Linked DNA regions of Mus musculus: regions 1, 3, 4, 5, 6 and 7 are each linked to region 2. A link is a loop called in an ENCODE intact Hi-C map of the cell type or tissue named here. Cell type or tissue: gastrocnemius. All regions are shown on one strand. Region 1 overlaps Daam1 (dishevelled associated activator of morphogenesis 1). Region 2 holds the start of Daam1 (dishevelled associated activator of morphogenesis 1). Region 3 overlaps Daam1 (dishevelled associated activator of morphogenesis 1). Region 4 overlaps Daam1 (dishevelled associated activator of morphogenesis 1). Region 5 has its middle 7.7 kb from the start of Gm40440. Region 6 overlaps Daam1 (dishevelled associated activator of morphogenesis 1). Region 7 has its middle 62 kb from the start of Daam1.

Evidence for each region. A loop is a pair of places that touch in the nucleus more often than their neighbours do. Peaks named below come from ENCODE experiments on the same cell type or tissue, not always from the same donor. Only the 100,000 strongest peaks of a DNase experiment are listed, where the experiment ranks them.
Region 1: a loop joins it to region 2, with 2.6 times the contacts of the local background. A loop is called at or near these places in 13 of 42 quality-filtered maps.
Region 3: a loop joins it to region 2, with 2.1 times the contacts of the local background. A loop is called at or near these places in 5 of 42 quality-filtered maps.
Region 4: it touches region 2 in a loop (2.3-fold over the local background); 8 of 42 quality-filtered maps call a loop at or near these places.
Region 5: it touches region 2 in a loop (5-fold over the local background); 15 of 42 quality-filtered maps call a loop at or near these places.
Region 6: a loop joins it to region 2, with 2.4 times the contacts of the local background. A loop is called at or near these places in 12 of 42 quality-filtered maps.
Region 7: a loop joins it to region 2, with 5 times the contacts of the local background. A loop is called at or near these places in 8 of 42 quality-filtered maps.

The regions. Positions count from the first base shown.
Region 1 is chr12:71,979,494-71,983,493 of GRCm38, forward strand. Daam1 (dishevelled associated activator of morphogenesis 1) reads left to right here. Exons shown (of 26, transcript NM_026102.3): 22 at 1,261-1,368; 23 at 3,200-3,260. Among named protein-coding and RNA genes, the nearest start is that of Gm40440, 59 kb to the right of the region's middle. In gastrocnemius, a CTCF peak has its summit at 2,435; a DNase peak (open chromatin) is centred at 1,456; H3K27ac peaks cover 2,304 bases.
Region 2 is chr12:71,828,823-71,832,822 of GRCm38, forward strand. Daam1 (dishevelled associated activator of morphogenesis 1) reads left to right here and starts at 2,246. Exons shown (of 26, transcript NM_026102.3): 1 at 2,246-2,509. In gastrocnemius, CTCF peaks have their summits at 1,838 (motif pointing right) and 2,760; DNase peaks (open chromatin) are centred at 1,550, 2,226, 2,963 and 3,647; H3K4me3 peaks cover 2,728 bases; H3K27ac peaks cover 2,517 bases.
Region 3 is chr12:71,902,966-71,906,965 of GRCm38, forward strand. The region is part of intron 2 of Daam1 (dishevelled associated activator of morphogenesis 1); the gene reads left to right. Among named protein-coding and RNA genes, the nearest start is that of Daam1, 74 kb to the left of the region's middle. In gastrocnemius, no CTCF peak of the experiment used is centred here; DNase peaks (open chromatin) are centred at 2,158 and 3,868; H3K27ac peaks cover 2,813 bases.
Region 4 is chr12:71,934,111-71,938,110 of GRCm38, forward strand. Daam1 (dishevelled associated activator of morphogenesis 1) reads left to right here. Exons shown (of 26, transcript NM_026102.3): 4 at 2,449-2,520. Among named protein-coding and RNA genes, the nearest start is that of Gm40440, 100 kb to the right of the region's middle. In gastrocnemius, a CTCF peak has its summit at 2,388; a DNase peak (open chromatin) is centred at 70; H3K27ac peaks cover 2,262 bases.
Region 5 is chr12:72,045,852-72,049,851 of GRCm38, forward strand. It overlaps the pseudogene Gm7986. Among named protein-coding and RNA genes, the nearest start is that of Gm40440, 7.7 kb to the left of the region's middle. In gastrocnemius, a CTCF peak has its summit at 1,935 (motif pointing left); a DNase peak (open chromatin) is centred at 2,159.
Region 6 is chr12:71,885,187-71,889,186 of GRCm38, forward strand. All of the region lies in intron 1 of Daam1 (dishevelled associated activator of morphogenesis 1), which reads left to right. Among named protein-coding and RNA genes, the nearest start is that of Daam1, 56 kb to the left of the region's middle. In gastrocnemius, no CTCF peak of the experiment used is centred here; no DNase peak of the experiment used is centred here; H3K4me3 peaks cover 1,196 bases; H3K27ac peaks cover 4,000 bases.
Region 7 is chr12:71,767,104-71,771,103 of GRCm38, forward strand. No RefSeq gene overlaps it. Among named protein-coding and RNA genes, the nearest start is that of Daam1, 62 kb to the right of the region's middle. In gastrocnemius, a CTCF peak has its summit at 1,506 (motif pointing right); DNase peaks (open chromatin) are centred at 1,520, 2,076 and 3,161; H3K4me3 peaks cover 579 bases; H3K27ac peaks cover 367 bases.

The sequences.
Region 1 (4,000 bases), 150 kb after region 2:
CAGCCAGGCAGTGGTGGTGCACGCCTTTAATCCCAGCACTTGGGAGGCAGAGGCAGGCGGATTTCTGAGTTCGAGGCCAGCCTGGTCTACAAAGTGAGTTCCAGGACAGCCAGGGAGGGCTACACAGTTTCTCTGTGGGAATTTCTCTAGATTAAAAAAGCATCTCTCTAAAATAATGAAGAGAATAGCATTATTGTGATAGTTACCAGTGTTTTGTTTCCACCTTTAGAGGAGAGGCTCAGGGCAGAGAGATAGGTTCTATAAGCAGTGGTAATACTTCAATAATAAGATGTAGCAAGCTCACAGAAGCCTGAGAGGCCAGGAGTACTGGCCACTGTTTTGTTTTAATGGAAGATGTTTCCTAATTACTGGTAGGAACAAAAATAAAGAAAAACCTATTTGAACCCTTGCCATGAGAGCAGGAGTGTTGTCTGGGTAAAGCCACAGAACACTGCAAATGCTTTACATTGTTATGGGAAAACATTGTTAGGCAACCCTGATGCCCTTTGGTATAGGTGGGCTGGGGCATAGTGGCTTAGCCCTGTAAATTAGCAAACTGCCTAAATTATGGAAATGTTACTACAAATGTATTTGTATACTTCTAACTAGGACAGCTTTGATAGATGAGTGGTTCTTTGTCTAAGCTAGACTAACCAGAGAATTTTAACAACTATCCATGCCTGGCCCCACCTCATCCCAGTTAAATGGATCTCTGGTATTGGCCCAGGCATCTGGAGTCCAGGTGACTATGATGTGCAGTAGAATTGGTGACCACGGGACCAGACTAGCACAGCTTTGCCTGATAGCGTTATCAGACACCCCCTTCCCTATCCAGGTCAGTCAAGGTTCGATCCTGTCATCACCAGACAGGAAAATGGCGCCAACAGCTGTTATAACTACCGAGGGTCATGCAGTTAAGAGCTGAAGAACTGCTAAAATTAGAAGTGATTTCACAGCTGCAGGGACATTGTGTATGTAACGGCACAGTCATGGTACACTTCCAGCATCAGCTCTGAAATGGGGGCTTTTCATCCAACCACCCTTTGCATGAAACCTTAAGTGGGCATCACCAATAACCACAACATCGAGTTGTTCTAGACTTGCAAAATACTTTTAGGCTTCTAAACAGCTGCTGTCCTTAATGGGTGCAACAACTGTTCTCATGCCACGCTACCAGTTCTTGGTGTATGTTGGGTCTTGCCCCGTGAATAGATAAACCATATTAATCACTTTTCATGTTCTCCTTTTCTTTAATCGTAGGAACATTACTCTTTTGCACTATCTAATAACTATTGTGGAGAATAAGTACCCCAAAGTCCTCAACCTAAGCGAAGAGTTGCGGGATATTCCTCAAGCAGCGAAAGTAAAGTAAGTACGGCCAGCCCTGCTCTGCCAGCTAGACTGCAGAGCAGCAGGCACTTCGCTGGCACCGCATTGAAGTGCAAATGCGCGAAGTGGTTTGAATCACAGCCAAACGTGTTAGAGAATATATATTTGTTCTAGGTCCTTTGGAATACTCACTGCCCCATGTGTAAAATCTGATTTGTTTTTAAGGGTATAAGCATCAGCGAGGCTTTTTGGCTTCTCTGACTCAGAAAACAAAGGCAGGACTGCAAGTTCAATTCCTGCTTGGGCTACAAAGCATGGTCAAGGCTGGCCTGGACAACCTAGTGAGACTGTCTCAACAAAAAGTAAATGGAAGGCCAGGGGTGCTGCCGAGTGGCAGAGCACCTGGCTGCATGTGAGGCCATATAGTTAGCCTCAGCAGAGCTTCTGAAGAGCAGCTCTTCTGTACACAGGTAGCTCTGAGTCAAAGGGGGACGCAAGGTGAAGCAAATGGAAGGCCTCCATGTGAGGGAGCCAGTCAGTCATTTCTACAGATACGCACACCCTTTGGAACCAAGCAGCCGGTTAATGGGAAGCAGTCGTTATGCAAATCAAGAACCTAAAAATAAAATGGGAAGTTGCCAAACTTTCCCCACAAATCCCGTGCTGTTTCAGAGATGGAAACAGGCAGCTTTCCACGCTCTCCGCCCTCCACCCCTCCTTCTGACAGACATATATTTAAGCTGCGCCTTTTGCTGTGAATTGACAACCTAGAATAAGTGGCTTGTTTCTCCCTCTCCCTCTCCCTCTCCCTCTCCCTCTCCCTCTCCCTCTCCCTCTCCCTCTCCCTCTCCCTCTCCCTCTCCCTCTCCCTCTCCCTCTCCCTCCCTCCCTTGGTATAAGAAATAGAGTAGGTAACACAAGAAATGATCTATTTTTAAATGAACTATTGGCGGCAAGCTCTTTGATACGGTGGGGTTGTGAGAGTTGAGCTTTAATCTTTAGTGTTTAAAAGCCATGAAACAGAAAGCATGGAAGAAGCCCAGGAATCTTTCTCCACTAAAAACAAAAAAGGCAGCAAAGTGAAAAGTGTCCAGGACAGCTCTCAGCCACCGCCTGCTGACTGAGGCCACGAGCTGCTCCCACTGCTGTAGTCATGGTGAGCTGCAGGGTCCCAACTGAATGAGGTTCTAGGCGAGCCACCTTCTTAGAGAGCCAAACGCAGCACATGCTCATTTCTACATATAGCAACTTGCTGAAGCAGAGGCGCTCTGTGATTCAAACATAAAATATTTCTTTACTCATGGGAAACATTTTTCTTCTGCTATTTTTAACCTATAACATATACCTGCTGGCAGAGGGAAACAAAAAAATGTACAGAAAAATTAAAATTATACTCACATAAGTTACATTTTTTTAATGCTGTAGCTTTTGTGAAATCTGAGAATGAGAGGAATGTTTTCTTTCTATCACATTTAGTGTGTGTGTGTGTGTGTGTGTGTGTGTGTGTACATATGTGTGTGTGTGTACGTGTGTGTGTGTGTGTGTGTGTACATGTGTGTGTGTGTACATGTGTGTGTGTGTGTGTGTGTATACATGTGTGTACATGTGTGTACACACGCATGCTCCATAACAGCCTCTGGAAGTCACAACAACTGTTTTCTTCTATCGTTCTACCGTGTGGGTCCTTAGGAGTAACCTGGGGTTGTCAAGCTTGGAAGCAAGCACTCTCACCCATCTCACTGTCCCTGGAATATAGTTTATAAGCTAAGCATATGCCTGCCTCCAAGCACGCACTGACTCGAGCCAGTGTGTCTCTTACTTACTCCTGTAAGCTGCTTGCTGACTGCTAAGATGTCACTCTCTCCGACAGCATGACTGAGCTGGACAAGGAGATCAGCACCCTGAGGAGTGGCCTGAAAGCTGTAGAGACGGTGAGTACCTGCTTCCCACCATGACTGTCGGCCTCCTCACTACTTTGCTGGTGTGCAGACCTTGAGCACAGGAGCGCCTTTGGCATGTGCTCTGCCCAGGATAAACATGATTCCATAAGAGTGACCAGAAAGAAGCAGGCACAAGCTGTGCCCAGTATAGGAACTCAGTTTCATACAGCCAAGTGTCCTGAGAGGCTCCCTGCAGTGGGAGCTTGAAGTAGGTGAGGAGGGCCAACAATTCAACCCAGGAGGCAGGCCTTAGCATGAATGGACCAGGTGAGGCAACCTTCCATTTCCTTGTTCTGTTACCGTTTGATGTGACTCTCCACAGGCTGATGGAAACCCCTCTGCTACTTCTGAACTGGTCCTTTGGGAAGGGGAGTCTTCACCAAACACACACTTGGCCATAGCATATATACCATGTCCAAGGCTTTCTAGTGCTGCGATGGTGAGAGCAGCAGTTCCCTCAGCAGGACCCTGTCTAGATAAGCATGGTGGTGATCAAAGAGAGACGTGATGAAAGGGCTGGATTGAGGCTAGCCTGGAGGCGTGTGATTGGCTGGCACATCCTGGAGGAGGTGCTCCTACTGGAGGAGATGAACTCCAGTTATGGCTTAGGAGCAGGATGGTGTAGAAAGGTCCATGGGAGGGGGGCTGCCCAGGTAGAGAAGATAAAAGGGAACCACAGGAATGTGGAGAAGATAGGGAGGAGCCAGAAGAATGTAGCACAGCGGCGCTGG
Region 2 (4,000 bases):
AATAGTGTGCAGGGATCAGTTTAAATTCATCACTACTTAAACAGAAAACCAAGTCTTCTATTATCTATTATCTACATTTAAAGTTGGTTGATAGTTCTCTCTCTCTCTCTCTCTCTCTCTCTCTCACATACAAATTCCGTTTGTAGTCTATTTTGCATGCTGTCCTTTATACGTGGAGGTATGTGACACACCCCGTAATACTGTTATAGAGAAGGGATTTTTTTTTCCTTTGAGCAAGAGTTTATTCCTTTTTATTGCAGAGAACTAAGAGAGCTTGCAGAGAGGGCATTTCTTCTATAAAATTATTTCTCTGAGTGCCTTAACAGCATGCTTTCATCTCTAAGGACAAACCTTGCCTGATAGAGAGGCTCCGAGTTCAGTTTATTGACTCAGTAAAATCCAAGCTCACTGATTATGTTTCCACCTAAAAGCTTTCCACAGTTATAAGATTGGGGGAACATTTAGAACCATGTGAGGTTGGGTTTCTTTCTGAATATTTTCCCACAGCCAATTGAACAATACATTAAGCCTACCCATTAGTTGGAGCATCACCGCTTGTACCCTTGTTCTGATGGCCAAAGGAACAATTGTGTTGTCTAGGTTCCACTTCAGATATTTGAAATAGAATAGATCAGAAGAGCAACAAAGTTATATCCTGCTTCTGTGGAGACAAACGGTTCTGCTCTGTACAGAATAGGCTTGTCAAAAGACGATCAGAATCCAACAGCAACCTCCTCTTTCACACACACAAAAAAAAAAAAAACCCAAAAATCAAACAAACAAACAAACAAACAAACAAAAAAACCCATCATTTTCCCTCTCCTCTGAGATGCTCCTCTAGTTCCAAGAACGTATTTCACTTGAGCCTTAGTGTTTGAAGCAGAAAAGGGAAGATAAGTAGTGATGTGATATTCCACCAGCAATTAGGTGAAGAGTAGTTGGAAATTTTAATTGTCAGTCTTCATTTCCTGAGAAGCAAAATCTTAATTTTGCTGGTGGAAGAGGGCGTGTGAGCTGATCACAGCAGTGCCATTGAGAGTGGAATGAATACAGCCCCCCCCACCCCCAAACACACACACACACACTTGGACATTTGTTCCCTCTATTTAAGTTTCTCACCTTTGGTGTTATTGAATGAGATCATGAAACCGAAAACTTTTATGTATTAAAACCAAAATCTTCCAGAAGGGTCAGAATTTCACTTCACACCCTTTGCTAACACTTGAATACACATAAAAGTGTCTGAAGATCGGGGGCAATCCTTGAAGGGTACTGTTTGCTTAAAGGTCTTAAAATTTTTATATTTTTGAAAGGAAATGTGCGGGGAACAAGGGTGGAGGGAGTGTTGTGGATTTTAAAATTTTATATATGAGTAATTAACTAAAACTTTGAGATATGCATGTTATCTTCGGAGGAGCTGAGAGCCACCAGAGCGGGAAGTCCCTAAAGGGATGAACAAAAGCATGGCTGTTCGATAGTTTTATCTCCACAGCAGCAGGCTTTCAGACGCAGGATTGTGGTGACTGTCTCTGTCTTCTATTACACAGCATTTTCATTAGTGACAGCCGCCGGTTTTTCTCAGGTTAGCCAACTAAGTTGTCCCCAGCTTTCTTCTTGACCACTCGACTCGGTCTTGGTTTAAAAGGGAAAAAAGGAAAGAGAGGAGGAAGGTGAACTAACCCAAAGTGTGGTTCAAGGAGATTCCTTTTTTTCCGCGGCTGGCGTTGTTTGATCCTTGGGGATGTGAGGAAATACTGATTCAGTATTCAACCCAGAACCCCTGGAGTCCTATGAATTAGTGGTTTTGAGCAGGGAAGGAAGAGAAAGGCTTTTATGGACCCTTCCCAGATGGGGGCAGGAGAGCCCAACCGAACAGAAGTGCCTGGCGGGTGTGCGCGAGTTCAGGACGCCCCTTGGTCCTGCAGCCTACCCGCTGGCAGGATCAGAGGTCAAGTCAAAGGGCACGGCCGCTGGGTGCCTCGCCCTCTTCCCCAAACATTATGCCCCTAGGCTTCTGACTGACCACCACTGGTTCTGCTAAACTGGAGGGCGGGGAGGGGGCGGGTCTGGGGGGCGGGGAGGGGGCTGGCACAGAGGGACAGAGATGCACCTCGGTAAATGTAGTTCCTGAGCGTGAGGATGGAGAGACTGTTTCGGCTCTGTCTGTAGGACTAGGACTACAACATCCAGAATCCTAAAGGCGAGTCAAAGCGTCCATGCGCAGTGGGTGCCACCTTGTGTCCTATCAGAGGAGACGAGGGTGATGTCACCTGCGAGTTGGTAACCTACGAGCGGCTGTGAAGGGAACTGTTTAACCGGATCCCATTGTACCGGGAGCGCAGAGCGGCCTTTCCAGCATGCAGCGGCTGCTCAGGTGAGGGGACTCCTCGGCTCGCCCGCCGCACTCATTCATTAGCGGCACCGCACCGTGGCGCGGGGTGGGCGTGCTGGTTCTTCGCGCTGTCGCGGCGCGCCCTCCTGCTGCTTCCCGGAGCTCCGGGGCCAGTAGGTAAATATTAAACTCGTCCTTCAGGTTGGGTTTGGGTGGGAACAGGACCGAGACAGCTACGAGCTGCCAATCTAGGCTTTGGAAAATGGCTGCAGCACGGCTCGGAGCGAGGCGAGCCTGAAGGAAGGCATCCCCGAGGATGGGGTCCCTCCCTTCTTTCTTTCCGAGGCGCTCGGTGGCCGTGGAGCCGGCCGGGTACATCTCTCTTCTTCCCGGCCACAGGCTCCCCGGGGCCAGGGCTGAGGGAGCTGCGGCAGCGGGCGGCGCTCCTGGGCCGCTGGCTCTGTAAGATCCGTGGGCATGGCCGTGACCGCGATTCCCCTACCATTCCTATCACCTTCGGGTCAAGTCATACTCAAAACGGAGGGGCTGACTAATCCAGGCAGTCTCCGAGTTTACTGTGTGCAGAGAGAAGAAGGAAACCTGGCATTGCGGAGGCCGCGAGCCGGCGGCTAGCTGCGGCGCGGGGAGGCTGCGTCTCCGGGGGACTGGATGGGGTTCCCCGCGTCCTGCTTCGAGGGGCGTATCGCAGTCTTGGCTCTGCCAAATGGAGCCCTGCAAAGGGCACCTGGGCGTGGGCTAAACGCTCTCCTTAGAACCATGGTGGTGATGGGGTGGTGGATAACCTAATGATAAGGTTCGCTGTGGGGGCAGGAGGGCTGGATAATCGGGTTTATCTAACTGGTGCCCAAACCAGCTGTTTGGGATTGGCTTGTCTTCTGACTAGAGAGGAGAGCAGGGCGAGGCGAGGCCGGGCCCGACCCGACCGGACCCGGCCCGGCTGGACAACTCGAAAGTCTTCTGGCTTTTCTTTTCCCTTTTTGCGTCAGCTCCATTCGTTCATTTACTCACATTCATCAAACCCTTCTACGGTCCTTTGCACGTTGCTTACAATCAAGGTTTGGGACGTTCTGTCCCCTCCCCATAAAATGTTTTACTGTGCTCAGAAATAGATTCCTCCTCTCAGTCTCTCTCCTCCACCGTCAATGTTGGGAGAGCATCCAGAGCAAATGCTGCCCGTGACCGTTTTGCCCCCATTGAATTGGTAGTTTCTTGAGATTTGAGCCGGACCTAGTGAATTGAAGCATAGTTTGCCTGCAAGACGAATCCGGTTGCCATGGCGACTTCTGCCTTTGGAATCTTAACAGCTCGCACTGCTGTTTCAATTCGTTGTGGCTCTGCGGGCAGCTGGGAGGGTGTGGTCGGGGGGGTGTGGTCAAATGTTTGCCCTGGGCCCAGCTGCTCCCTCTTCCTCACCCTCCTAGCAGCTCTGGGACTCCCCCATATTCTTTCCTACATAGCTTGGACACCATATTTTTGGACCTGTCCCCTCCCATGTGCCTATACATCATCTCAAAGCGAATTGTCTGGGGCTTTTGTTCTAAGGTAAACTAAATTTGGAAGATGTTTTTCCTCCAACGAGTGAACTGTATCTTTCCATCATTATCATAGTTAATAGTGCTGGAGGCAATTTACTTAACAAGGTCACTC
Region 3 (4,000 bases), 74 kb after region 2:
GCCAAGCATATACAAACCGTCACAGAGTATATTGTCCCATTTAGGACCGAATACTCCACAGTTACTCATTCTGTGAGCCTCTGTCCACTACAATTGATTAATTACTGTCCACTACAATAATAAGCTTTTCTGATGAGGATTGAAAGGTACACTCTTGGCATAGTGATATATCTTTAGAAAACATTTGGATTCACCTCTGTTTAGTAAAGCAATAATGGGCTCTCCTGTGGGTTCGATGCTCTCCCAACCAAGTGCTCTTGGCTAGGTTTAAAACACTGGGCATGAGTCCAGCCCTGTGAAGTGGGCCTTACATCCAATCAGAAAACACCTGGTTACTCCTGTAACATTGATGCCACTATTGCACCAGTGAGCATATTTTATCAGGTCTGTCATTACTGAGGCTCTCAGACTCCATAGCTAGGCAAGACTGTTGATGACTCAGAAGCTTGCCTAGCATTTCCTGGCACCATGAAAGCTAACTATTAGGGAGGGAGCTTGAGTCAGTACTAGGTTCATTTCCTTATGTTGTATCACCCAGCGCTATGGTGTTCTCAGTCATGGGAGCTAACCATCATGGTTTGGTGAAGAACCAAGAGTGAGGCAGTGGGCACTTCGTTTGTGCAGCTTATGGGACTCCCAACATCGCTTCGTTTGTGCGGCTTACGGAACCTCCAACATCTGGACCTGGGCCTGAGCACTATACTCCCATATAGGTGGTTCTGTTTGAACAGGGGTGTGATTATATGTGTTTATTTTATTTTATTACTTTATATTTTAGAAAGCTTTTGAGACTACAGATTGTTCTGTCCCGCTAGCCATGAGAATTACCTCCTTTTTAAAGGTTTTTTAAATCACTTCTCTGATTACTGGGGCTATTATAAGCTCTTTTTAATAATAAAATTCTTCTGTTATCATCAGAATCAATGAGAAGTTGTATCATGTTTTAGCTCCTCATTTTTTAAAAATGTGCCTTTGTGCTAAACTAAAATCATGGCTAAGAATAGAATGATTTTTACAAGAACCATTTAGTTCCCTGTCTCCAGTGGAAGATGGGGAGAAAATGGGTAGCAGGAACTGTAATTTTAAACTGATAGGAGAAAAAATTCTGGTTGTACGGAGTAATGGTTTTGATCTATTGTTTTTAAATGAGAGCATTAGGATTTCTGGTAACCAAGCAGAGGAAGTCAGATTTTATATGTAGAATACCTTCAGAGCATTCAGCTGCCTAGAAGCCAAGAACCGGAATGGAATGAAAGCATTGGATTGAGATTGCTGCAGTCCCATGGGGTCTATTCTTACCTGACAGACTACTAAAGGACGAAAGGAGTCTCTAGCTAAAGGACACAATTAGTTGGCAGTGAAGGAAAAACAAACCATTGAGTAGATTTCCAGTGGCACTTGGCGTTTTATGAGTAAATTAACCTGATGTGTTCTAGGTACGATCTGCTTATGCCAGTATGATAAGGGTTACGTCACAAAGGGAAGTGGCAGTGTAGATATGGACATAGTGTGTGCCGTGCTAAAGTTCCTGTGCACATGTGTGTGTGTGTGTTTGTCACTGTGGTGTGACCTGCTGCCAATGAGCAGTTGGCTTAAAGGAGATAACACTGATCATAAATGCAGAACTTGATAAGCAACTGCTCTGGCCCTGAGATCAGCTGATGGTTTATAATATAGGCTAATGTTGATCTGTGTGCTTTTACCTGCCTGTATCTGTTGTGTTTTTTCACAGAACATTGTATTGCTTCTAAAATCAAAGAAGGGCTGGGAGCAGAGTTTTATCCCAGTTGATGTTATATATTTCTTTGTTCTGGCATAGACCCTGATTGCTTAAAAAAAAAAATCCTTTAGTGGTCAAAATGTCTTTGTAAGTTTTCTTCTAGTCCTCCCTCACCAGAGCTGAGGGAAAGACTCTCTCTTTGAATCTTGTGTGTATTTTGTCATTGCAAGGCATTTTACAATAAGCTATTAAACTTAGATTTTTTTTTTTACTTCATGTTTGATACAGTGTTGTCAGTCTAGTTGCTGTCTGTCTCTGAATTCTTCCTAATGTTAGGTCTAAGAGATGGGGTGAGAGGACACGAAGACAGAAAGAAAGAAACAGGAGCAGCTTGTTTAATTGAAGCAGTGGCTGGTGTGGTGGCACCTGTCCCAGGCCTGTGGCCATGGAGGGAGGCCATCTTTGGCTGCCCTCGGAGTTTGTTGTCAGCCTTGGGCTACCGAGAGAGTGTCACCAAGCAAGCAAACAAATACCACTGTAAATCTATAAATTAATATGCTGTGGAGAAAATAGCTTAGCTCCCTTTGGTTCCAATTCTATTAGGATGAAACCTAAAGAGACCCGGATGGTGTATAACTACCTTCTGTGGGCTAAACATGACCTCTTAATTTTGTCCTTAGGCTCCCAGGTGCAAATTACACAGCCAAGATTCTGTACTGAGTAGCCACTCCGTACTTGACCCCACTAAGAGCTAAAAGGCCAAGGGCCTGGTTTGATCTCTGTACCTCATTGTAGGTTTGGGTAAGCTTTCCAGTGTAATTTTTTTTTTCTTGTACTTACTTTGTTTTAAAGTTTGTTATTTGACAGTTTCATAGATGGAAATATAGCATTATAATTATTCCCTCACCTTTCATTTTAAAATGTGCTCTAGTAGTGGCTAGAAAGATCTGTTGGTCTGAATACAGAACTTGCTGAGAGTTTATCCTGATGCCGTGAGACTCATCTCGGTGGCACCCCCTGTCCTCAGCACATGCATGACCCTAACCCACCATGAGCAGGGCTCGTTTCGATTCTAGATTATCTGCGAATGTGCCCACTACACTCAAAACCCTCCCCACTAACCTCCCAGGCCAGAGCGCCTCTGCGTCCAACACCGTCTCTTGATTCTTGCACTGGGAGCTCAGTGGCCAGCTCTGTCTTCAGCTATGCTTTTTCTGGCTCATGGATGAAGAGTTGGAATTTTCTTTGTTGAAAAAAATATCCCTCCTTTTAGAAGCTGCATATTTTTCTCTTATCCAGTTTTAAATGGATTCATTTAAAACACTCTACAGCTGCCAGCTTCTTACTTCTGCACATTGCAAAATCCAAGAACAAAGTTCAACACAGCGACTGGAAGCCAACGAAATAAACATAGGGGTTGTTTTCTGGAAAGATGGGCAACTACCAAATTTAGAAGGAGCCAGAAAGCCCTTTTCCGTCCTCTCGCCAGTTAACTTGAGAGTATCCTTTAGTGACTAACGCTTCATGTCAAACCTGGGTTGCAGATGCAGCTGTGCACTTTCAGAGAGCAGAATGGTGCAGGCATTCCTAGCATCTGTGGGTCCTAACTATTGCAGCTCCAGGGCCTGGAAGTAGTGCCTACTCCAGAAAGGGTGCACAGTGCGTGCTTGTTGCCTGGATGCTGTGTGAGTGGATCCTAGTGGTTAAAGCTTAGCTTGTAAACTGTGTGTGTGTGTGTATGTGTATGTGAGAGTGTACACCCATGACTGCTGAGTACTCCAGCAGCTGGGTTTGTTTTGTGACTATTTCTTGGAGTAGTGATGATACATTTGGACTGATGTTTGTGTCCCCTCCCCACCTGCTATCATCTTTTCTATTCATCTTTCTCATTTGGATGTTACTATGGCAACATCAGAGTGCCCTGTAGGAAGGGGACCAGATTAAAAGAACAAAGGTGAGGAGGTTTAAGAAATCATTTTACTCTTAAATCTGTCTACCAAGGGCTAGGGAGATAGCTCAGTGAGGACCCGAGTTCAGCTGTCCGGCACCAGCATAAGAGCTCAGTGCAGCAGTGTGGCTTGTAATGCCAGCATTGGAGTAGGGGAGGGGCAGGCTGGTGGACTCCAGATTGGTTGGCTGGCCCATCTGCCTGGATCAGTAAGCTTCAGGTTCAATGAGATGAACACCTGTAAGCACTTGAGCACATTTCCACACGACCCCCCCCCCCAACGCGCGCGCGCGCGCACGCACGCACACACACACACACACACACACTCCATA
Region 4 (4,000 bases), 110 kb after region 2:
CATCCGGCGACTGCTGCATCCTTCTGTGTGTAAGGACCAGGACTGCACAGGCAGTCAGAGGTGCATTGCCAAAGGGAAGAGCGCCAAGAATCCCCCTGCCTACTACTCCCAGAGCAGTATCAACCAGTGCATTCATACATGTGGCACTTGTAATTTTCTCAGCACCGAGGCACCAGAAGTGAAAGGAGCCCCATTTGACTACAATGTCTACTCTTAACTGTTAGTATTATTCAAACATTTCAAAGTACAAAGTCTTCCTTCTATGCACTAGTCTTCAGTTTCTAAAATAATCCCTGTTTTGTATCCAGGACTGTGGAGCTTACAACAGATAGGCTTTTGTGGAACCTTGGACATAGGACTTGGTTTTGTTTGCTTTGGAAATTTGCCCTGATTTGGGGAGAATAGAAAGATCTGGCACCTTCTATTTCATTTTATAGGTTCAAATACCATTGACTATCACTGAGGGTTTTGGCTTGTTAAATACGTTAGTAGCAGCAGGCTTTTGCTAATTTTAGTGCTCCTTCTAAGAGGAGAGCTGGGTTCAGCATTTATTCTGCCACTCTAGCTCTTTTATTAATGTGGTAAATTATAGCCAAGAGCCATTCTTAAAACTCATCAGGCTTTCTGAATGTTTTTAAATCACAAGAGTGTAATCCTGCCCAACTTCAAAGCCACTGCTATACCCGTGACCCTCATCTGTGTCCCTTGCTGCCCACTCAGGTGGCCCTGTAAACAGCCATTTTCCTTCTTGTTACTGCTTGTTACTGCTTGAAAATAGTTTTTTGTTTGTTTGTTTGTTTTGTTTTTCGAGACAGGGTTTCTCTGTACAGCCCTGGCTGTCCTGGAACTCACTCTGTAGACCAGGCTGGCCTTGAACTCAAAAATCCGCCTGCCTCTGCCTCCGAGTGCTGGGATTAAAGGCATGTGCCACCACGCCCGGCTTTTGAAAACAGTTTTGAACTATATTTCTTTGATCACCTAAGCAGACTCACTTGGAAGTATCTGCCTAGAGACAGTGGTGTGTGTGTGTGTGTGTGTGTGCGTGTGCGTGCGTGTGCGCGTGCGCTCGCGTGCGTGTTTGTAGGGCGAGTAATGGTGGCTCATAGCTATAACCTCAGCACTTAGAAATCTGAATCAGGAGGATCACTCTACAGTCCTACAGTTGAGACCAGCCTGGGTTACAGAAAGAGGGAAAAAGGGAGGGATTTTTAGAGATAAGGTCTAAGCCTAAAATTAAAAGCTCCTCCTAGAAATCACTCTTCCAAGGCCCAATGCATGAATGTTTGGATGGATGGATGGATGGATGGATGGATGGATGGGCTGCTGAAACTAAAAAACTGAAGCCAGCAGTATAGCAGTAACTCCTTGGGCATCAGACAGCCGCTGTGTGTACATGGCAGTGTCTTCTCCTTGGGTGACCCATTATATCGGGGTGCTCTCTTAATGGAAAGTCCTGGTTACAGGAATACCTCTCTCAGCACAAAGGTGTGCGAGATTGTGGAAGCCAAGCACAGCGTGCCTCCTGGCTGAGCTTGCTGTGTCTCCAACAGAGACTACAGCTGACAGGGAGGTCCAGGTTAGGCGTGTCAGTGAACTCCATCCACAGATGCGCCAGCTGTTTTGGCTCAAGGTCACCTGGGTTGTGAGACACATCTAGCTGAGGTGGGTTTGGGTTTCAGGTCTTTTTAGCAGACACACACTCTATTTCCTTTCCTTTCCCTTTTTCCTTTCCTTTTTTCCTTTGCTTTCCTTCTTTTTTTTTTTTTTTTTGGTTTGTTTTTCAAGACAGGGTTTCTCTGTGTAGCCCTGGCTGTCCTGGAACTCACTCTGTAGACCAGGCTGGCCTCGAACTCAGAAATCCGCCTGCCTCTGCCTCCCAAGTGCTGGGATTAAAGGCGTGTGCCACCACTGCCTGGCACACTCGTTTTTCTAACATAGCTCCTGAGCTGGGTCAGCAGGAGACCTGTGCCTGGGACTAACATGTGTTCTCTTGTTAACTCCACCGGTGTCAGTAGCCCCTTTCAGCCACATCAAATGAAATCCTACTTCACAATGAAATCTAAATAACTGATAGAAACAATCTAGTCACCAACTGGCCATGTCTCTGGCCACTGTAAAGACAGGTCTCCTTCACTCTTGAATTTCATACAGCTGTGACATCCCCATGTAGTCCTCAGTGTGACATGAGACCTAGAATATCCTTCTCAGTACCATTATGTCACTAAAAAAAGAAAATGTTACTCCCTGGCGTGAATTCAATTCCCATGTACCCTTTAAGTAGATGACCCGATACTGTAAAACAATAAGTGTCTCCTGTATTCTCGTGGCTTTGCAGACCACCATCATGATGCACAGGACATCAGCTCTCTGCTGCTCCATGTGGGCCTCTGGTAATGTGTTACCTTGTCACTTTTTCTTACTTTGTTTTATTTCTTTTCATTTTTGTAGGACCAGGAAGAAAACAAGGGAGCAACCAGTTGGCCCGAGTTCTACATTGATCAGCTCAATTCCATGGCTGCTGTAAGTATTACTTACATTCTGTGACAGCCTAAAATAGGGTACAGAGTACACAGTTGCACAATGAGCTTGATTGAGTAAGCCCTTCTGAATGCTGTTACCTTTCCAAATTCCATTCCAGACACTCAGTGTTTGAGGTGTTGGGGACGAGGGGCTGAAAGGTTGCCTAGTGAAGTAACTTTTCTAGTGTGTTTTAAATAGAATCTACACACACTAACATATGATTGGTCTTAATGTTATAAGAGGAAATGCCATTTGAAACATGGCTTGCATTCAACTTGGACTTGCTGTTGCTGTGACTAATTATTGGGAGTGTTGCAACAACACTCCTGTGGACTGTAGGCTTTTCTAACAGTTCTATGACCTAACTGTCCCTTCATCATGTTCATACCCATCTCCCTCTCTCTGGGAACTTAGCTCCTTCCTGACTTCCTGATCTCATTGGTGGCCGAGAGGTTCATATACAGAATCATAACATGACTTGATAAAATGCTGTAATAATCAGAATGCTCTAGGGAAAGCTGTGATCTATAGTTAGCAGTTAAACTGCGTTCTCAGTATCTGAGTTCTGGCCTCTGAGATGTTAGCACTCTAGGCAGCCTGAACATCATCTATTAATCATAGCTAAAATTCACAACAGAAAATAAGTCACCAGCCTTTGAACCTTAGTAGCTTAAATCCTGTTGCCATTGATGAAAACTGAAGGTCGAAGTCTTTGCCTCTCATGGCATTCTCATGATTTTCAGAATGGGTTGTATCCAACTTTAAGTTGATAATATGAAATAGAAGGCTCTACTCTCCCGAGTGCTCTACTCTCTGCTGCCTCTACCCAGGTCCTCATGGAGAGCTGTCTTACCACTCCAAGACCTTTAATGTGATCTAGGTTTTATTGCTACTCCCACTGCAAAAGGTAAAAACCAACCCGGATCCATGAATTTGCTGCTCTTATTTAAGTTCTGCAGGGCCTTGACTTTCAGTTTCTTCCTCTTCTTTCCTGTTTCTTTCTTATTCTGCTGCTGTACCTTGAGTAATAAACAGCCTGTTAGGTGTGACCAGGACTGCACAAATTATAGAAGAAGCCACAGAAGCGTTTGCCTTGAGGGTTTATAGGAGAGGAGAGGGGGAGGGGGAGGGAGAGAGGAGAGAGGAGAGAAGGAGAGGAGAGGAAAAGAAGAGGAAAGGATCTGAATCCCACATCCACCAAACTCCATTCCATACACTGCTTCTCCAGCGATGAGAAAATGGGGACACTGGTGTCTGTGGATGAGCTAACAGAATGGGAGGGTTCTGAAGACTGCAGGGACTTCTCTGTGTGTCCACCCAAGTAATAATAATTTGGAGCCATTCACCATTTCTTGCATGTAGAGGTTGTTTGTGAGTTCTTGTTCCTGACTGTGAGGAAAAAGGGACTGTCAGGCAGATTGTCCCTGGGTATAATTAAGCTGGCACTGTTTGATGGGTAACAAGAGAAGTGCTAGGGTAA
Region 5 (4,000 bases), 220 kb after region 2:
GGCACAGAGGACAAGATCAGTGAGCTCGAGTCTGCCTTCCTCACTGTCTTCATTAGGGTTTCTACGGCTATGACAAAACACTGACCAAAAGCAAACTTTGAGGAAAGGTTATTCAGTTTCTGCTTCTGCATCATAGTTCATAATCAAGGGAAGTCAGGACAGGAGCTCAAGCAGGGCAGGAATCTGGAGGCAGGAGCTGATGCAGAGGCCATGGATGGGTGCTGCTTACTGGCTTGCTCCCCATGGTTTGCTCAGTCTGCTTTCTTATACCACCCAGGACCACCAGCCCAGGGATGGCACCACTCACAAAGAGCCGGGCCCCTCTCCCATCAACCACTAACTAAGAAAATGGCCTACAGGCTTGCCTACAGTCCCATCTTAGAGAGACATTTTCTCAACTGATGTTTCCCCCTCCCAGGTGACTCTAGCTTTTGTCAAGTTGACATAAAACCAGCCAGCCCACCCAACTTCTCCGGCTGTTGGGCTAAGTGATCTTGAACAAACTATTTCTTTTCATCTCCACCGCTTTATCCTTGGGTAAGCATAGTAGTATGGAAGCCACAGAGAGTAAAGTAAATGATATAGTTTAAGCAGAGATATGGATGGAAGCATTCATTAAATGTTGGCCACACCAAATGTTCCATCCCATTCTCTGAAAAGAAAAGATTATGCTTCATAGATTGTTCTTAACTGGCTACCCCAATACCGTTTTCTAAATCTGAGAAGTTTGACCTGTTTCTCAGTTGCCATGACAGGCTCCATCCACAGCACAGGACATGAGGCCATCAATTAAAGCACATGAACTGAACACCCGTAGTACTGAGACGATGCTTATCCTTCAAAGGATTGAGTGTGAGAAACCTGCTACTAGCAATATACAGTAGTAGACATTTTAATTGAAACGCATTTTAATGTATATACTCAATGCTATTTCCTGTTAAAATATTTTCAACACACGTAGGCTATTTTAAAATGATATCATCTATACTTTAATATATTACATAATTCAGAGCTGGTGAGATAGATCTGCAGATAAAGGTGCCTGGAATGGCCTGAGTTTGATCATCTGGCTGAGAAAACAACTCCCACGAGTTACCCTCTCTCCTCCATGTTTGTACCTCCAGCTCTAGGTGATCCAATGGGCTCTTCTGAACCCCGAGGGCATCTGCATGGTGTGTCTTTTCCAACCCCCATTTACACAAAGTTAAAACTAAAACATCTTAAAATAAACATACCTGAAGGTACTCTAGCCAATCCGGCACGGCAAATTTGGGTCTGGCAGGCCTTGTCCTTTCCCTACTCCCCCCTATTCCCTCTGCCTTGCTAAAGCCCATTAGATTCCATTCCTAAACTACCCACCAAGGTCTATTCCCTTGTTTAGCCACTTTCTCCTCCTTAGGCTGACTACCAAGGTCTAGCTATCAAAGTATTGAAGTCCAGCAATCAAAAAATCCCCTTTGGCTCACCTAATTATCATGCCCAATTAAAATTAAACACTTCATCCTAACATAGTCTTTTCCCCCTTTACCTTTATAAACCGCCATTTGCTTATGAGCCATGTCTGTCTCCTCTCTATCCAGAGGCAGTCCTTTGTCCTCTGGGACTAACACCACCCTACCCCTCTTCCTTGCCCCCTTTCTTCCCTCTCCCTTGTTTCCCTCCCCTTCACCCTGTCTCTGGCTCTTTGTCCCTTAGCCCTGCCCTCTGCCTCTCTGGCTAAATAAATCTCTTTTGCACTGAGAACTTGGTCTTGGGGGTCTTGAGCCATCTCCAAGGTTCCCTACAAAACCTAAACAGGTAAATGGTAAGAGAAAAGCTGCTATCAATAAGGACATTAAAATGTTTAAAGATTAATGCACCCCAAGGTACCAACGTTTACAAGTGGTTCATAAGTTTCCAGCTTTGAAAATTGTTGTATTTGATAATAGAGCCATCTTGTGGAAAAGCAGCAGTATTTCAGGCACTTAAATTATAACCATCCTGGTAGACGTTCTAGGTATGTGTGCCCTTTAGTTATAAGACAATTAAAACAATGAACTCCAAAGCAATTGAAAATTTACCAGGAGTCTCGAAATGGAAGAAGGCAAAAGCTGGGGCCCTGGCACCAGCTGGAAGGGAAGCCTCTCTCCTGGAAAGAAGTTTCACAGAGCTCTGAAAACTCGCCAGACCACCTTATAGGGAAGACTAATGGGCGTGGGCAGGGCCAGGACTGCATAGTTATGTATAAGTCTCACCTTCTAGTTACACCTATACCCAAAGATAGACTTAGTGGTCAACGGTCTACGTTTTTCTCTTCCCAGTGTGCCCACATTGAATAAACCTCCCTTTTCTGCTTTTCACTATGAATTATCTGTTTAATCTCCCTCCTGAGACAGTTGCTGAACCTAGTGTGTCAGGGCTGCCTGAGAGTAGGCTCCGACCATGGCAGCTCTGGAAATAGTCTTCTTCCTCCAGGACCGTGCCAAAGGTGGGTAGATTTGAAAGGATGGAGACTGGTTTGTCTGTAGAGATCTCAGTGTTGTGTGTGTGAGTCCCAGTGCATTAGACAGACGCCCTCTGGTGAAAACGCTGGCCACCACAGGACATTTAAATCAGGGAGTCTCAGGAGGGTGGGTGAACCTGTCTGGTCCACAGATGGTAAAGACTGGTGTGGTAGCAGGCGGTGTGGTATGCAAGGAAAGGAAGCTATGAAAATGAAGAGAGGTCTGTGGAAGACTAATATTTCTCCAGTGCAGGTTCAGCAAAAGTATAAACTGTCAGAAAGAGAAGAGTCCCCAAGTTTAAGTGACAATTTCTATGTCCACCTGGAAGACTCCATTTTTTTAAAAACTTTATCTGTATTTATTTTATGCTGAATTTATTCCCAGGCCATGAGGTTTTGTTTCTTCAGTTTCTTCTGGGATATCTTTTTCTTCTGTGCAACCTCCTCTTCTGGCTTTGGAACGATCTGTTCCTTCTCAGGATCATCTCAGTGTGGCAGGGGGAGCTCATATATGGGTTAATCCGACCATGAGCTCTGTAGGTTCGTCGGTGCATCTTAGGTGCCTTGTTCACCTGGATGTGTTCAATGACTAGAGAGTCTACGTCTAAACCCTTAAGTTCAGCATTACTCTCTGCATTTTTAACCATGTGCAGCAAAAATTCAGCACTCTTTTTTGGCCACCGACCCTGTGTCCAGCCCCATTGTTTGGTCTGGGTGCACCTACCAACGCCACCATTATCCCCCCGGAATGGCACACATTACTTCTTTAAAGTGACATCCTTCAGATACTTGGTGGCTTTGCAGGTATGCGTACCCTTGATGGCCTGGGCAGTTTCCCGGGTGTTCTTAAAGTGAACACGAAGGTTTGAACCTCTTGATTTGCATGATTTTGTGGGGTTTTCTGGGTCAAGAGAGTAGCGAACCATCTTGGCAGGTGACCTCTGGCCGCTTACAGGAAGAGGGAAGACTCCATTTTTAAAGAACCAAGAAAACAAACCCCCACATTTCAGCCTTTTCTCTTTGTAATTCTCCCACCTTGAAAATTATGCATTTCAGCCAGGCAGTGGGGGCACACACCTTTAATCCCAGCATTTGGGAGGCAGAGGCAGGTGGATTTTTGAGTTCGAGGCCAGCCTGGTCTAAAGAGTGAGTTCCAGGACAGCCAGGGTTACACAGAGAAACCCTGTCTCGGAAAACAAAAAACAAAAACAAAAAATTCTGCTTTCGTGGTGCTTTCTTGTTATTTTAAATTTTTATGTTTTTACTTTACTTCTTGGATTATACTTAACTATTTTGATTACTTTTTTTCACTATTGGGGAACTGTGTTTTTTTGTTTTTTTTAAAAAACTCTATTGCTTTTTGTCCTCTCCCATCTATAATATTCTTTGCCTTTTCCTTTCACTTAGTATTGCTTTCATTTTCTCTTTCCTTGTCTCCTTTTATTTCATTCATTTGCTTCTTTATATTTACTGTGTATAGCACTCGCTACATTATTTAATCATTTCTGGTCTAAGGTC
Region 6 (4,000 bases), 56 kb after region 2:
CCAATGAGTGCCTCACCTCCATGGTGAGGAGAGAGCTCCTGGGACACTTCTGGTTTGGCTTCTCTCCCAGATGATTGAGCTGTCCTGGCTCCCAGACGCTGGTTTCTGTCATGTGAGCAACACAGACATCCTTACCAAGAACACTGTTCTGTAGGCTTTAGGGATTTATACTGTGAACCTGAGGTTAACACATTGAGTCATACGATTAGACCTGCCAGTTTTTTCAGGGTGAAAATCTAGTGGTGTCCTTGTCTGCTCTCCCCATGAAAGGTGGTGAGGGAGGGGGGCAGGCAGGGTTTCTGGCAGGATCTGAGGCAGGAACTTGGAAACACAGTTAAGAGTACATGTACTTGCTGGTTGAGTCCTGGTCTGGTCTGAGGGTGTTTGTAGAGTGCACTTGGACCCTCCTCCCTCATTTAGTAAAAAGCTAAGGGAGGAAGGGCATAGGTTTGCATTTTTGATGTACGCTCCTGTGCCTGCCTGGATGACCAGTGGACCCTAAGTACTATTTTTTAGGGGGTCCTTGGCTATTTTGGCTTTTAGGAATTTGTTTTCCCTGGTGTCTGGGTGGGGCCAGAGTGGGATGCCCTCCTCTTTTTCCTCTTGCATCAGAGAAGCCACTGGGATTAGTGAGCAGATTGCTGAGTGAATTTCCCAGAGCCACTCCAAGACATGCCCCATTAGAACATTGTTTTGGGACCAAGTGTGTGGGAAGGGCTGGGCCGTCTCTTCACTGGATGGCCTGAGAAACGCCCTTTCCGTTTCCTGGTGGAAAGGATGTTGAAATCTGTAGGTTTTCAGATGCTTCTGCAACCTTTGGCTGTATCTCATGACTCTTTGGCATTTGGCATCTGGTGTCCTTGGGAAATGAAACCAGACAAGCGGAATGTGAGAGGAGAGGGGTGGCCAGAGAAAGAAGCAAAGCTCTTTCCCTTTCACATTTCCTTGATAAGAGGTCTTGAGTTGTATTGCTGCAGCACAAACTGCACTGGACGCCCTGAAAAGTAAACTGATGTTGGAGGAGGTTCTGAAAGCAATTGGTACGGCAGCTGGAGTTGGTACGGCAGCTGGAGTTGGTACGGCAGCTGGGATGGAGACAGAGTCCCACCCTTCTCCGTAAGGTTCTTATGCATACAGATTTTGCCCTTGGCCCTCTGTGCAAGTGACCTAAACTCACTTTGTCTCAGAAATGTCGGAGATCATCCATTGTACAGAAATGCCTGTGTTTGGTGTTGAGATTTTTAGCTGGAGAATTTACTGTGAAACAGACTGTCCTGGTGAGAATAACAGAGCTAGAGAAGGACCAAGGCTCCCTACCAAACTTGTGAGTACATGCAGAAACTCTGTTGGCTCTTAGGTTAGTGGGTGGCTGGCAGGAGCTTCATGCCTCTCGCTCCTTTCCTGGCCCCAGCCTGTGTAGGCTCTAGTTTCCTTTGAATCAACTCTCGGTGTGGAAAAACCTTGGGAAGATAGCCAGTGAGTGATCCGCTCCCTTGGGATGGACAGACATCTTTAAAATGTGTGGCGGAGGCCCCCAATGAACCAATTAAAACAGTGTGTAAATCAGTGCAAACTGTTTGTCATCAGAACTGCCACGTTTTCCCCTAACATGGGGTACTCATTGTGTCTTGCTTTGTGGAAAGCAAATGTTACACATCTCCTGTGTTGTCACTGGCACTGTCAAAGGAAAAGTGCTAGGAAAGGTGTTCTTAAAGACTTGAAGCTTCTTGCCAATTAAAAAAACAAAAAGGCCTTAATCATCTTCCTCTCCATTCCCTAAAACTGGCTTTACTTTCTGGATATTGCTGTACTCAGAGGTCTTGTTTGTTTGGGTAAAGTACAAATGACTGACTTTGAGCTAGACCACAGATGGACAGCATTGCTCACCCTTTGCTCAGCAAAGTGCACCTGCTGCAGAACCTTTAGCTTTAATTGCTTCCTTGTGCTCAGCATAGCCGTAGTCATCTGTAATACTGTAGATGGATTGCATCGGGATGTCCCAGAGGTGACTTCTTCCTCTGCCCTAGTGCCAGAAGCTGAGATTAGAGAAGTGGTTGAGGGCCCAGCTGTCAGGGTGGAATTCATCCTTTCTTTCAGACAGATCTCATTAAAAAGGAGCCAAAATGTGACACACAGGTTCCTAGTTTCAGCAACCACATGTGCCCTCTCTAGTAAAGAGAAGGGCCAGCTGCCCTGGTCCTCGTCATCTCCTCTAGGCTGTGAGCTCCCAGAGTGGTGCTCTATCTATGTCTCTAGCTCTGTCTGGAGTGGTGCTCCATCTATGTCTCTAGCTCTGTCTGGAGTGGTGCTCCATCTATGTCTCTAGCTCTGTCTGGAGTGGTGCTCCATCTGTGTCTCTAGCTCTGTCTGGAGTGGTGCTCCATCTATGTCTCTAGCTCTGTCTGGAGTGGGGCTCCATCTATGTCTCTAGCTCTGTCTGGCACGTTGAGGGGACACAATGAAGATAACAAATTGAACATTTTTTTTCTTAAGCAAAGGATTTTCTAAGTGTAAGGAACTGGGGAAATACCTAAAGGATTTTGCGGTGAGTCGACTTCCCATAGAGCTTAGTTGTGAGTGAGTTGACAGAGAAGAGATGAGCCAATTTCCCCAGGAATCTTTTGCTATGCCCCAGGGAATTTTCAAACACCTTGAGGGTGAGTTCCATCTGCAGAGCTGTTGCCAGCATCAAAACCTTGACTAGTGGCTGAGGAGTACTCAGTGCTCCAGTTGGTTATGAATGGTTATAAGTGTTCTGGTGTTGTAAAACCAAATCCAAAGACAGTTGTGGGAGGAGCCATTGCGGTCAGGCTCATTCATGCTTTGCATTCAGCAAGCATTTGTTAAAAGTATACAAGATTTGTCCCTGCCCTCAGCGTCCCTGAGTCTAGTGGAAAAGCAGACTCCCAAAGCACTGTTATATATGTGATGTGTAGTAGTGTGGCAAGAGTGTGTACCTGTCCCATGAAAGTGGCATAACTAGAGTGAGTTCTGAAAATGGTCTGATAAGGAAGAGAAACATGGTCCGTTGAGATGGCTCAGAAGATAAAGGCCCTCACTGCTGTTACTGATGACTTGAGATCAAGCCCTGGAACCCATGGTAAAAGGAGGGAACTAATCCCTGAAAGTTGTCCTGTGTGTGCACAAGTGTGCACCTAAAAAGGAAAACAGTGTAGTCTAATGTATGGGCTCCGCCGTGCAACTACTACCAAGGTCTTATGGCGGCATGTGTCCACTTGTGGTTGGCCTAAGCTTAGGAGGTGTTACAGAAGTCTGATGATGAGGGCAGGAAAATCCAGTTGGCCAGGGCTGGCATTGCTGTGTGTGAGCCATCTGAGTTTGGGCCTCTGCCCTCTTCAGCTCCCATTACTCACATCCTGGGCTGGCTTCTCCCTGACTCAGATTTGCCTGTCACCTCCCTGATCCAGGCCAGTGCACACATTCCTGTCTGGAAGCCTTTCTACTGACATTTTGCTCCTACTTTATCCATTAGGTCTCAGCTAAATGTCACTCATCAGGCGAGGCCTTCCCTGAGTGAGCGCCTTTTGGAACAGCTCAATATTAAATGCATGCCTTCGATAGTGAAGCACAGCCATTGTAGCCTGCAGTCCAGGGGCCTGCATGGCTATACCACCTGGTTTTTTGTTCTATGAACTAAGAATGGCTTTCACATATTTGATGGTAGCAGAAAAGGTTTTAAAAATACTGTGTGTGTATGTGTGTGTTTTGAAAGAGAGGGTCTCATGTAGCTGAGACCTATCTTGAACTCACCATGTTGTGGTTCATTGTCCTGGACCTTCTGATTTTCCTGCCCGGACTTCTATAGTGCTGGGGTTACAGGTGCCCACCCGCAGATATTTTACGTGGTGCTGGAATGAAACCCTGAGTTTTGCCCACGTTAGGCTGCACTGCCTCACCTGACTTACATCTCAGCCTTGGGCGTTATAACCTTACATGAAGTCCATGTTTCACTTTCTAGAGTGGTATGTTATTAGAACTT
Region 7 (4,000 bases), 62 kb before region 2:
GAAGGCATGGCAGTCTTTCAGTGGGGAGAGCACCCTTCAAAGGCAGCTCTCTTCTTCACCCAAGCCAACAGCCTCTTCTTCTCCTGCCCTGCCTCTGGCCTGTGCTTGTGGACTGGCTCTGATAGCCTAAGCTGGCTGAACTGGTTTATTGCAGGAGGCTCGTTAGCCCACAGGAGAGGACAGCCCTTTGCAGCTAAAGCCAGGTGCAGCAGAGCTGTTTGAAGTAGCCAGTGACGTCCCATTTTGGCTGGATATCCCATAGGGTGCCAAGATTCTTGGGCCTTTTCTCAAACAGAGAATTCACTGTTGGCATATTTGTCTTATTATTTTATTGGGTTCTTATATCTCTACCTCCCTTCCAACCCTTATTCCTTTCAACCCCAACACTGGATAGGAGAGAAAGAAGATTAGAGGGAAAGGGGGTGTGGTGTAGACCTCTCTGGCCTATTTCCTGCCAATTTGGGTCTTTGGATTCCTTGGGGTAAGTCCAATCTTAGTCATCAGAATATCTGGCCATCCAGAAAACCAGAAGACAAGCTATAGCAAACCCACCAGCAGCAGTGGGGGAAGCAACTGGAAGAGCATCAGCCAGCCCCACAGGCCCTCTTTGGGATCTCCTGTTTATGCCTTCTTCAGAGTCTTCTATCACACACACACACACACACACACACACACACACACACCACCTAGAAACAATCACAGTTAATTGCTGTGGACAACCTGAAGCAGCCCCATATCCCACGCTTGAGAATTAAATAAAAAATATATATTCACATAAAGAACTGTATTTTTTTTTTTAAGAAACCAAAACTCTCACTACAATTCACCATCTTTTGGGGCTCCTGGTCTTTTGTAAGAGCAGAGCTGGGACCACCTTCCTCTACACTGCCGTCTTTTCCTCTACTGGACAGAAAAGGAAAACCCCATTAGCCAATCTCCCCTGTGACTCACTTGGCCAGGAGATGTAGCAGGCTGACTGTGGTCAGTGTGGAGCAGTGAGGGGCAAACCCTCTCAGTCTCACCACCTCCTAGGACACAAGTGATGTTTAAAATGTTTGCAATGCTCTAGGAAAGTGGACCGGAGATGCCTCTCAGCTGTACAGTGCTTGCCTGGTATACACATAGCTGCAGCTTAATCCCTAGCTTAAAAAAAAGAGGAAGCAGAAGAATCCGAAGTTCAAGGTCATCCTCAGCCACACAGTGCGTTCCAGGCCTGCCTGGGATACAAGAAATAGAGTCTTACCTGTAATAGATTTGAAAAACAACGGCACAGAATGCCTCGGGTAAGATCGCTGATACCAAAATCACGTCCCTCTCCGACAACAGAACCAGTTAAAAGCCCTCTGTTTTCAGACTCTTTGATCTTAATTCAAATTAACTAAGACATTGTCTAGACTTTACCTAAAGTTTTCAAGGCTACAAATCAAATTAGATCTGTCCTAACAGAAAACACAAATTATGGATGGAAGAGAGCCCCCATCAACTGGCAGAGAGAACGATGGCAAGACGCTACCAGAAGGTGGCGGTGTTGTGCTTCGAAACGTCTCAAAGGTTGCCTGGAACTTGAAGCTTGAAGCGGAGACTCAAAACTCCGTGAGTTTATTGTTTTTGACATTCTCTACTCTTCCCTCTTCTAATGAAGAGTGTAGCACGGCTCTGTTGAGCATTTTGCCCGTAAAAATCCTTAAAATGCAAACGCCGACAAGAATACTGGTTTTCGTTTAAAAGCAGACCAACCAGGCAAAATTTCCTGCTGGAAGCTCTGCACAGGAAAGCAAAGGTCCTAGGACCTTAAGAAAACTTGGGTACACACGACAAAAACTGTATTCATAAAACCAACATTCTAACTTACGAATAATAACTAATAACGTACATAGAACTTACTAAGGCATTGTGAGAAAGAACAGAAATTATTCTCTACCATTCTCAGCTTTCTTGGACAGCAGCAGCAGTAATGACAGTCAGTGGCTGCTCTAAGTCTTTTTCTCTACTAAGCAGAGGCTCTTGTTCAGTAGCTTAAGCCCAAAGCACTGCGTGAGCACCACATATGTATTCTCTGGCTTCGGAGAGTCATGGAGGCGGCCACTGCTGTGTCACCCATTGTGGAAACAGAGTCATGGGCGTTGGTGGGGGGTGAAGGGTGAGGGGTGGGGGCGGAGGGTGGGGGCGGGGTTGTTTAGCTTCCTACCATTTTACTGTGTTTACAGGTCAGAGGGCAGTGGTCAGTTAACACCTACTACTCGCTCCTCTCCACCTTCTTGGTTTGAGATCCTTTTACTTATTCCTGAGGGCACAGAGGTTGATGCTGGTGAGGGAGAAACACGTCCACACTGTAGCACACCAGTCATGCATTTTTTAACATGAGCGTTTATGGAAATTGACTCCTAGTGTTTAGACACAGTCTTTTACTTCATTGGTTATTTATGATGCTTTGGGCATGGAAACGTGAGCTAGACTTGAAGGCTGGCGAAGGGAAGGGACTGAACTACCAACAGCCTTGCCCTCTCGCAGAGGAAAAGAAAATTCTTGCTTTCTCCAAACTGTATTCCAAAATAAATAAATAAATAAATAAATAAATAAAACTTCAAAGGATTACATTACCAGGATTCCAGCCATCTTTTTTCCATAAATTTTAAAAGTGAATTGTTTAATGCCTTTAGTGGAGTAAAATAGTTCAGAGAAGGGCAATATTATTATAAATAAGGAGCAACATAAACTTAACATAATGGATGCACTTACAGATGGATTTTGCTAATTTATTAATGGTATTGCTACTACAGGTTTATTTGTTTAACTAATAAAATGGGTATTGTGGAAATTAGCGCAGCATTTGATTTGAGATGTTGGAAAATAATAAGGATTTGAGGACGGCAGAAATAATAATAGTGTTCGGTCCCTCAGTGCTGACACAGTCTTCTCCAGCTTGAACGGAGAGAAGGAAGAATCGTTATTTAAAGCCTACATGTGAGATTTATTGAGGGACATTAGAAATTTGCGGTAGATACAGTCATGGGAGTACATTTCTAATAAAAGATTCCCCCATACAACCGTGAGTGGCTGTGCACAGGCAGGCATTGAGTCTTAGCAGCGAACCATCATTCGCTTGGCTGTATATCTCCCAAACTGAGACCTCCTAATGAGCCTCCAAGATGGCTGGCACATCTGCTGTCTTCAGAGAAGCAGAGACATGCTTGGCTCTGGGTCCAAACCATTACTCCTCACTTCACATTGAGATCCTATCTAGGAAGACTGTAAGCATATTGAAGGTGCCTGGAGTACATCGGAAAGCTGGGACCTTCTGGCAGGAACTAGTGGGACAACCCACTTGTGTTTCCGGAGGAAGTCCCATGAGTCACACATCACCATTCTCGAGTGTCAAGAAATCACTCCAATCTCTGTTTTAACAAAGCCAAATGATGGTGTGACCAGGGTAAGTAAAATGTAGCAAAGGAGACATCAGGACCACCCTGATTGGACAGGCTTCCCTCCAGCCAGGGGACACCTAAGGATACCGGAAGTCTCCAGGAGATTTGCTAATAAGGGCCAAGTTCGTTACCGCAGATGGACAGATTCTGGACCCTCCTGACTCATATCTTTCCAAGTCTGTTCTTGTAAAATCGAGGCTGAGTTCCTGCACCAAGCTGGAAGAGAATTTGATAAGAAGAGGTGACATGGCTAATGGAATCTACAGAAGCCGTCATGTCCTCTGACATAGTTCTGTCGCATAGACTCACTAGGCCGGCCTGACAAGCAGAGTCACTGTCATGACAGATATTCAAATACTTCATATATTTGCTATGTAAAGACTCTGATGATAGTTAGAACAACTTCAAAGGGCTGAGGCTGTTGTTTAGTAATGGAGGGCTTGCCTAACATGTGCCAGGCCTCAGTTCTGTCCCAGCACACACACACACACACACACATGCTTGCACATATGCACACATATACACGTGAGGCAAAACCCTTTTTGTTGCTGTTGGGGTTTTGTTTTCAAGACACG